Linked DNA regions of Mus musculus: region 1 is linked to region 2. The links are chromatin loops, found by intact Hi-C in ENCODE. Cell type or tissue: left cerebral cortex. All regions are shown on one strand.

Region 1 (5,000 bases), 620 kb after region 2:
ACCCTAAGCCACAGATTAGGGGATATGTTTGTTACTGTAGCATGGTCAAGCCTACCCCAACTAGTATGAATGTCTTGGGGGAACAGACATTTGTAGCGACAGCAGTCCTGGAGAAACCTAGACAGAAAAAAGTACTGTTTCAGGTTGGAATGGGGCAGCAAAGCTTGAGAATCTATTTTTCTATCTGGTTCTAGTTCCTGTATTGACTTTTCAAGCTTGTTTTCAGTCTGTTTGAAGGTGGCTGCTTGTGAGATGTCCAGAGCAAAACTGAAAAGCACCAATCACTCTCGTTTACTCAGACACATCAATATACCGATGACATAAGAGTGGGATGGTGACTCAGGCCGAGGAGAAGCAGGTTGACAGAGAAAGGGCTCAGCAGCCACTTGCTTACCCTTGGATACTCTAGGCGCTTAGGGAAAAAGGATTTTCATTTTCAAGGGGGTTCTGTCAGTCAAAAGGGAGAGACTTTGAAAGAAATGAAACCGTACCACAATCTTCCATCTGTGCCTGTGTGGGATATGTCTGTCAGGAGATGGGACAGAGCTGAGATTGTCTTTGCAAGTGTCTCAGACATGTATAGACTCTCCCTCCTTAGAAGACCCATTTCTTTATTTGTGTGTGCACGCATGTTTTATGTGTGTTTTTTTTTTTTTTTTTTGGCATGGGCACAAGGGTGTGTCCATGCCCCCTTGGAGTTCAGAGCATGATAACCACATATATTCTTCTGTTGTCTTCTGTACTTTATTGCCTTGAGACAGGGCCTCACACTGACCTGGAAGCTTGCCGCTTTGGCTGGGCTGGCTGGCTATCATGCTCTGGGGATCTGTCTGTCTGTCACTGCCCTCCAATACTGGGGCTTTAAGCATTGTGTAGCTTTGCCTGGCTTTTACACACGGGTGCTGGGGATTCAAACTCAAGATCTTCAGCTCACATAGAAAGTCTTCTACCCACTTAGCCATCTCTCCTAACCCAGCAAGTGGCTTAGGCCTACTTGTGTCCTGTTTTGGCATCTAGACTCTGGATTGCTTTTATTGTTTTTTAGTTCTGTTGTACAAAGGAAGCAAGATGCTAACAGTTGTTTGTCACCTCTGAAAAGAGCAAGTGACTACAAGGAGCCTATCAGGGCTCTGTCCCCATTTCTAAGGTAAAAAAGAAGAAAATCAGATGAAGCAGGCTGAAGCCAGCACACATCTCATTAACAGGCCTACCCACGAGACTGTGAGAACTCTGGCTCAAAGCAAATTGGGGACAGTCCCTTCTTTCTCTTGGGCCATATACTAAAGGCCATTATGGCTCTCCGGGTATTTTTAAGTTCATGTACCTATTTGCTTAAAGTATATCAGACTTTTGCTATGGGACTCGGGAATTTCAAGAGTATCATTAAGTGACAAACCTAATTAGAAAGTGGAGGTGGTGAGGGTGTGGGGCATTCCATATCCCAGCCATCCAGCTAATGAGTCCACCAAACTGAAGGAAGCTGGCTGCGGCGCTAGTCCTCTCAAAAAGCAGAGGAGGAAGCCTAGCTGGTGACCTTTTCCCATAAGCACATGGGCTATAGCATCTTGTTGCAGCTACCAATGCCATGCAGCTGTCTGCAGGGCCAGCTGGTGTGCGCGTGACTCTGGAATGGTGTCCACATGTGTGCTGGTGACGTTCAAACAACTAGGAAAAGATCCATGGGAGGGAGTAAACTTGATTAAGTACAGGTTTCAGTGAGGCAAGTTGCTAGGCTGAGAGAAAGAGTTGAGAATCAGGGCTGAAAGCATGCTGGATCCCTTGGTAACTGCAGACGCTAGTAGACTTCACAGATGCGCCATAGTATCTAACCTTTATAGCACGCTTCCTATATTCAAGACATTGTCTGGGTTGAATGTGTGGTTTTCTTGCATTAGCCACACACAGTCTCAAGGAGGAATGGCTGCCCCAGGATCACAGAGCTCACGGGAGTATGATCTGGATTCACAGGATTCTAGACTCTCAGGGCACACAATGCCTTATCAAATAGAAGCTACACTTCCCGACAAGGTCCCAAGTTCCCAACAAGACAGCACAGGCACACCTTTAATAACTGTTTAACCGTGGCAGCTGCTGTTCCTAAATCTCCCTGCAATAAACCCACACGGCTAATGCTGGTCGATTCAGTGCTTGGGGGCACACCCTGAAACCGAGCCCCGTCGTCAAGGTTCTGTGTTCACGGTCAAACTTTAGTTTCAACAAGACATTCTGAAGAGAGATCTCTGCAAGTCTCATCCCTTCTTCCCCAGCCCTCACAGGATGGAGCAGTGGAGCCACACAGAATCAAACCCAGATGAAAGGCCAGCCACCGAGTCCCATGCCTAAGCCTGACCAGATGAGCCTCTGCTGCCCACCTCCACCCCCTCTTGGGGCTCTTCTGCCACTCTGCTGGCTCATTCCTGCAAGTAACCTGCTCTCCTGCTCCCACAGCTGCACTGACTCCCAGGCCCCAGGCAAGCCTCCTTTCTCTTGGCGCTGTTGCTTCCTTAGCAACCTCCGTGTCAGGGGAAAGTACACTTTCCTTCCATTTGTCCCACAGTACGGGCCTTCCATAGACACCTTTGCCACCTCCACATAAATTCCAGGGAAGGCAGGGATTGCTTTCCCTGCATGCTCCCCAACCCCAGATTCCAGAGATGCATGTGGCTCTAGGCATACAGGCATTCATGTAGAGTATAACATTTGTATATGGTGGGCAGCCCTAAAGAAGAGCTATCCTTAGGACCCTTAAAGGACATAGAAATCCTGCCTCAAAATACAGCCAAATGCACCAGACACGACAAGGTTCTGCCACAAGGGCAGAAACAATGAAAATTGCTTGGAAAGGAGATTTTCCTGGTTGAGTCCCTAACTAGTGGTGCTCTTCTGCCCTCTAGTGATGATAATCAGCACTGACTTTCATGTACCTTCAAGAAGCTGTGGGACTCACAGACATCCTCTCTTAGCAAAGGTTCTCTGGTCACCTTGTGCTCAGGAAGGCTGCCATCAGTAAGACATGGAGACAGTAAGGAAAAGTGTCCATCTGAGGTGTACACAGAGGCATTAATGCCAATCAAGGGTGGAGGAGGTCGCTTAACTTCTCACAGGGCTTAGGGGACAAGAAGAGATGATGACAACTCGAAGGGGTCCTTAGTGCTGTCATCCTCTTGGCAAGCTGAGGGCCTGTAGGTGATAGGTTAAGTGCTCCCAGCTGCCATTCTATCCATGGCTTCTGCAGGCACTGAGAGAGGAGGCTCTTTCATGAAGTCTGGGAGAGGGGATCATGAGTGGGAAAAATCTGCCACATGGCACAGGAGACTTGGTTTGTATACAAATGCGCCTCCACTGGTCGGGTCAGACCCCTCCCCTTCCGGATCTGAGATCCAGATCCCTCCCCTTCCGTACCTGAGTCTCCTCCCCTTCCGTACCTGAGATTCAGGATCCTCACTAATTTGATGAAAGATCTGAAAGTGCGTGCTGCCCAAGGTTCTTTCTGGCTCAGACATTCTGGCCACCCCCTAGGCCTCACTTTGATGGGTCACTCCTGATAACACAAATGGCCAATACAAAACATATCACACATCGCTTTCCAAGGCAGCTTTCCCAAGGAGCTTCCAGTCTCCTCCAGCCCCTGGCTGCCCCTGGAGAGTGCTGCCTTTGGCACACCAGTTGGAGCTAGCTTTTCTGTCTGCAGGAGATGGCAGCTGACTTTTTATTGAGCGTCCCTTAGCAGCCCATCCTTGCTTGCTAGAGTGGACTTCAAAGGGCCAGGCAGCTGGAAGACAGGGGCATTTCATCCCTTCCTGTCCAGGCCTAGCACTTGGCAGGAACAAATAAGGCTGCGTCTGATTTTATTTTCTACTTGGAAATTTGTAACATCATTAGAGACAAGTAAATATATCAGTGGGATTAATGGACTGAATCAGAGAGCAACTTGATTGGATTTAAGACCACATTATTTCTTTGGGGTGAATTAGTAAATTTAGCACTGTCAAGAGATGATGGATTGGGAACCCAGGGACTGAGAGTTCTTATTGATCCGGAGAACAGATCAGCCCAAGAAGCAGCATCAGCTCTCCCCTCCCCCATCTGCCTGCAGGGAGAGGAGAGGAAGGGAATGGGGCTTTGTTACTGATGAAACTATGTAGAAATCCCGTGTTCTCTTTCAGACAGTGGCCACAATAGTTGTAAGCATAAGGCTGTTAACAGATCTCAGCTGATGCCCTTATGATGTTCCATAGACCCAAAGAGGCCTTTCTGGAGTGGGTGTGGCATTTTTGTAGGAGGTCTGTCACTGGGCTTTGAGGTCTGAGAAAATTAAGCCAGGCCGAGTGGCTCAGTGACTTCCTTCTGTCTGTGGATCCAGAGGAGAGCTCTCAGCTACCTCTCCAGCACCATGTCTGCCTGCATACTGCCATGCTTCCTGCCATGACAATGATGGACTAAATCTCTGAACTGTAAGCCAGCCCTAATGAAATATTTTCCTTTATAAGAGTTGCCATGGTCATGTTAACTCTTTACAGGAACAGAAACCCTAACTAAGACACCCCCAAATCCTTGCCTCCACCTGGAATTCATATTCTTATATCTAGCTTAACCATGGCTCTGTGTAACTGGCTCTTTTCCAGGAAAGAATGACACAGACATTACATGCTGTCAGGAGGATTGGTGACAGACTCTTGTAGAGAGGACCAGGAGGGTCAGCCTGGCCACCACTGCATGGACTCTGAGGTGGATCCTTTCCTTTTCGGTCTGCAGACTTGGTTACACCCCACTAAAGCTGCTCCTGAGTCCTAGACCCACTTCAGAACCGTGAGACAACAGCCAGGTGTGGTGGCACACACCTTTAATTCCAGCACGTGGGAGACAGAGGCATATCTCAGTGAGTTCGAAGCCAGCCTGGTCCACAGAGTTCCGGGACAGCCAAAAACCAAAAGAAAAAAAGAAAAAAAAAAGTTAGCTATGAGACGAGGTGTTTCCTTCATGGGTAACTTTACATACGA
Region 2 (5,000 bases):
AGTTCTTCAGGAAGATGGGAATTGATCTACATCAAGATCCAGCTATACCACTCTTAGACATACACCCAAAGGATGCTTCATCCTATTACAGAGACACCTGCTTAACCATGTTCACTGCTGATCTGTTCATAATAGGCAGAAGTTGGAAACAACCCAGATGTCTGTCAACAGAAGAACATGTAAAAAGAAAATGTGGCGTATTTACATAATGGAATATTACTCAGACATTAAAAAAAGAAATAATGAAATCCACAGCGAAATGAATGGGATTAGAAAAAAGTCACCCTGAGCAAGCTAACCCAGATCCAGAAAGACAAATATGATATCTACTTGCTTATATGTGGATATTATCTGTTAAGTCATTGATAAGCAAGCTACAATTGGTAGAACCACGGAGGTTAGGTATAGATTAAGGGACTAGTGGGGAGGCAGAGATCTCCCTAGGAAGGGGGAATAGGATAGTTAGGGTTGGATGGAGGTAGGAGGAGGGACTGGAATGGCCAGATCAAACAAGGAGGGGGATGCAAAAGGGGGATGGGAGAGGGAGTATGAAAAAAGACAGCTAAAATTAAGGACCATTTGAAGGGTAGTATGGAAGCCTAATACTGTAGAAGCTTTCTAAAATATATACATATATGAAGGTCATCTAAATGAAATCGCCAAATAACAGGAGAGACAGAGGCCCCACTGGGTATCTTTTTTTCACCAAACGAATCTTCTAGTACCAGGAATGGGATACAACTAATTGAGTTGTTATCCAAAGGGGTCCCATGGGAACCTCCACGCGGCCAGGCTGTTGGCAAGGCTCTCCACAAACTGACAGCCAGGCCCTATTGCTAAAGACCACCCACACAACTCACTGAACATGGGGAAGTCGAGCCGCTACCTGCCTAGATCCCTCAGCCCTATGGACTAGTGTTCTTGGTATTGGAAGGTACTCTGCACAGGAATAAAGGAGAGAAGTAAACAGTAACTCAGCTACCAACTCGTCAGTCTACAAGGGTGTCCTGGCTCAATAGACACAAGTGCAAAGCTTGTAGGAGAAGCCAACCAATATCTGATTTAAGACCCATTTCATAAGATGGAACGGGTATGTGATGCTGCTTGTGTGATCAAGACCCTGAGCTGACAAAGCCAAAGGACCCGCAGGAACACCAAATACTACTCTTCTGCTAAAGGAACATTGCAGTAAAATGACTCCTAATGACATTCTTCTACACTGCAGATCAGTGCCTTACTCAGCCATCACGGGAGATGCTTCCTCCTGAGCAAATGAGAAAAAACACAGAGAGCCATCTCTTCAGCCCCTCATATCTGTTTTCAATACAAGAAAAAAAAATCCTACAAAAATGTGATAGCTATTCTTGCTTACCAAGCGAAATACACCTGGAATGAACTAAACCCAGAAAGTGTGTGTGTGTGTGTGTGGGTGGGGGGGGGCACACCTGTGAGAGATTTTTTTCTTTTTTGGCTTGGTTTGAAGTGGGTGGATTCACTTCTAGTCTGGACCTTTGAGGTTAGGAAGACACATATGTACCTTGGATCCAGATCTTGGGGGCAGGAAGACACACACCCTTTAGTCTAGATCTTGAGGTGGGAAGACACACCTTTGTCTGGCTCACACCTTCTACTGGAAGTCCATATAAGGACATGGAAGAAGCCGGCTTTTTCTTATTTTCCTGCGTGCCCTAGTCTTGCTAGCACATCCATTCCTTTGCTTGCATTACAGCCCATGACTTTGGCATCCAGTGTTTACTGATGACCACCTGAGACATCCAGCTTCGTGGACTGAACAGTTTCTGGATCCTTGGACTTTCTGTTCATAGTCAGCCACTGTTGACTTAGTTGGACTGTAGCCTGTAGGTCACCCTAATACATCCTCTTTCCATAGATACAGAAAGATTCATTCCATAAATTCTGCTATGTTAGAGAACCCTGACTAATACAAGTGGAAAAAAAATGAAAGAAAGAAATATTCCTCCTTCTTCCAGGAGGGAGAAAATAGGCTCATAAGACCCAGAAGGGTCACAAAATACGACTGACTTGATTTCCTGCTCAGATTTCTCTTGATGATGTAGGACCTGGAAATCTAAGATGACATAAACCCTTTCTTCTCCAAGTGGCTCCTGGTCAGGATGTCTTATAGAACATGGCTCAACACTCAGCATAAATAGAGAAAAAAACCAACAAACAAAAACCCCTCTGAATCAGACATCCATAATTATCTCCTCCACAGCTCACAGAATTTCACAGAAGGTTGTGTGGAAAGACTAGAAGAGCCAGAAGAAAGGGAGACGTGCCGTGTAGCTGTGTCCTCTGAGGCGAAATAGTTCCTCTTCAAGGAGGAAGGCTCAGAAACCTTAGGCAGCTCATGAAACTTAGAAGACACAGAAAGCCCGGGTTACAAGATTCTCAGAGTTATAAAAGCAAGAAGCAGCCTCTGGGAGAGGAAACTCTTCTCTGAAGCTGCTCGCAGATTGGACTGGGACTGCCAAGGACACAGCTTTTCTGAGTTATTGCCCACGCTGCCTTTACATTACCTGTGCTCCAATAAACTGCCAGGCTCCAGAAGTACGATGATGATATCAATTATCAACTTGATAGGGCCTAGAATCACCCAGGGAGCAAGCTTCTAAACACATCCACGAGGAGTTTCCAGACAGGATTAAATGAAGTGAGAACACCGATCCTAAATGTAGGTGGCACCATTCCACGGCTTTGGCCCTGAGACTGAATGAAAAAGGAGAAATCATGCAGACCACCACTGTTCACTTCTGTTTTCTGACTCGATACAGTGTAGCCAGCTGCCTCAGCCTCCTACCCACCACGCCTTCCCCAATACAAAGAAAGGGTAGCTCTGGGCTGTGAGCCAAAAGAAATTCCCCCTCCCTTAAGCTGTTTCCGTCAGACATCTAGTCACTGTGATTTAAAAGTAATCAGCTGGTGCTGAGATTTGGCATCAGAGGTCAGAGGGGCTCCAGACGGCAGTACAGCTGGAAGATCAAGCTCTGAGAGCCAGGAGTCAGCAGTGGGGATTGTTGGAACCAGCCTACCGCCATGATTCGATGATCTAAGTGTTGGTGTAGCAGTAACTAAGAGAGATATATGAAATCCCAGCTAGATGGGGACAGATATGAAAAGCCTCAAGTGTAGCTGAGGGTGCTAACAGGCTTCGGTCCGAGACAAAGATCAAAGATCTGATTGTCTTATCAATAGCTGATGCTCTGCTATAGAAGTGGGTTGTGAGAGTGTGAGGAACAGCACGGGAGGAGATCATGGCACCAGCTCTGTGTACAAAGGTGATTGGAATGTCACCGCAGCAACCAGGCTCAGACTGTCCTGCAGAGCTCTGTTGACAGCTGAGTAAATACCTCATTCCTTACCACCTCGGAGTTGGAAAGGGAAGACCAGCTGGTCTGACAGCAAGCTCGGCTTTCTGGCTCTCTCCCTCCAGGTTTGAGAACTCTTTCCAGACCGGTCCCTTTTTATACCGCATTTGCATGCACACACGTTCAGTAATTAGAATCCACATGGCTCTGTGCAGCAGGGTGTGAAGGCTTTGCACAATGAGACTCCTTAGGTATATACCTCATCAAAGGAGGATGAGAAGGCTGGTGGGAGTCAGACTCCTGAGCTTCTTCCATGCAAGGAGCTTACAGGAGCCTTCATTACTGCGGCCTCCAAGGTTGCTCAACTTGTAACCTGTGATGGTTTATATATGCCTGGCCCAGGGAATGGCATTATTAGAAGGGGTAGCCCTTTGAGTGGGTGTGGCATTGCGGGTGTGGGTTTTAAGAAACTCATTCTAGCTGCCTGGAAGCCAGTATTCTGCTAGCAGCCTCCAGATACATGCCTACCTGGATGCTGCCATGCTCTCACCTTGATGATAATGAACTGAACCTCTGAACCGGTAAGCCAGCCCCAATTAAATGTTCTCCTTATAAGAGTTGCATAGGTCATGGTGTCTGTTCACAGCAGGAAAACCCTAAGACACAACCAAAGGCAGGGGACTCATTCCTGCCTTCACCTCCTCCAAGACTCTACGTTCCTGTTACAGATGGGAATCCATTTCTATGACTATTTCTTATTCTTCATGATCCACAGTCTTTAGAACTCATGCCTCCAGCCTTTGAGACCTGTTGCTCTAGAGGTTTATAGGAATTGTTAACACTTAATGCCCCAAATACTTGTTGGCAAGCTCTCAGCTAGCATCCTGTTACTACTAAGTTCAAATTTCTCACTGTTCTATTTGGCACTCCTGTGTGTGGTGACTTGCTCTCCCATTTAAACTGTTAATCCAAAGTTTAATAAGGTTCTCCTTGTTATTTGCTCTTTATTGTCTGTTTACTTCGTTCTCAGAGAAAGCAAGACAAGAACTCTTGGTAGAGACAGTAAACCCACTGTCTTGTTGATGACCGAGAATCACTTTCACTGGTGTGACTAAGCCTGACTATGTGGCTCTTGGGCCTTTGGAACTGGTTTATGGGAGGATTTTGGAAAAGTCTGGAGTTGTGACTCTGATGGAAGTTCAGAAGACCAGAAAAGAAAAGCAGACAGTGGAGGCCGTGTCTGTGAGATTCTAAAAAAGCAGACAGTGGAGGCCGTGTCTGTGAGATTCTAACTGGAAATGCCGACTCTCTTGGGAACTAGACTCCATGATATTTATATCACATTCTGATAAGGATTCTATCACATTTTGCTCATGTTCCGAGTGAGGGGGAAATCAGAAGCAATAGAATAGTCACATTGTAGAGCTACATCAGCAGTAAAATCACTAAGTTGGTGGAGGGGATTTCCAGATGACAATATTCTGGGTGTAGTACGGTTGTTGCTGGCTGCTTTGAGGAAGGCTTACAGTGAGTATCAGGAAAAAGCAGTGTGGAAGGATTCAAACCCTTGCAGTTTTCAGGGACATAAGTGGAGTCAATGGAGATGTACTGATGGAGCAATGAGGATATTAAAGGGTTAGTGTACTAAAGAAACACTGCCAATTCAAGCTC

Evidence for each region. Hi-C counts contacts between places; a loop is a spot of excess contacts. Peaks named below come from ENCODE experiments on the same cell type or tissue, not always from the same donor. Only the 100,000 strongest peaks of a DNase experiment are listed, where the experiment ranks them.
Region 1: it touches region 2 in a loop (2.7-fold over the local background); 5 of 42 quality-filtered maps call a loop at or near these places.

The regions. Positions count from the first base shown.
Region 1 is chr7:74,351,824-74,356,823 of GRCm38, forward strand. The region is part of intron 3 of Slco3a1 (solute carrier organic anion transporter family, member 3a1); the gene reads right to left. Among named protein-coding and RNA genes, the nearest start is that of Slco3a1, 200 kb to the right of the region's middle. In left cerebral cortex, a CTCF peak has its summit at 2,873 (motif pointing left); a DNase peak (open chromatin) is centred at 2,881.
Region 2 is chr7:73,727,271-73,732,270 of GRCm38, forward strand. No RefSeq gene overlaps it. Among named protein-coding and RNA genes, the nearest start is that of Fam174b, 11 kb to the right of the region's middle. In left cerebral cortex, a CTCF peak has its summit at 2,718; DNase peaks (open chromatin) are centred at 2,562 and 3,475; H3K27ac peaks cover 547 bases.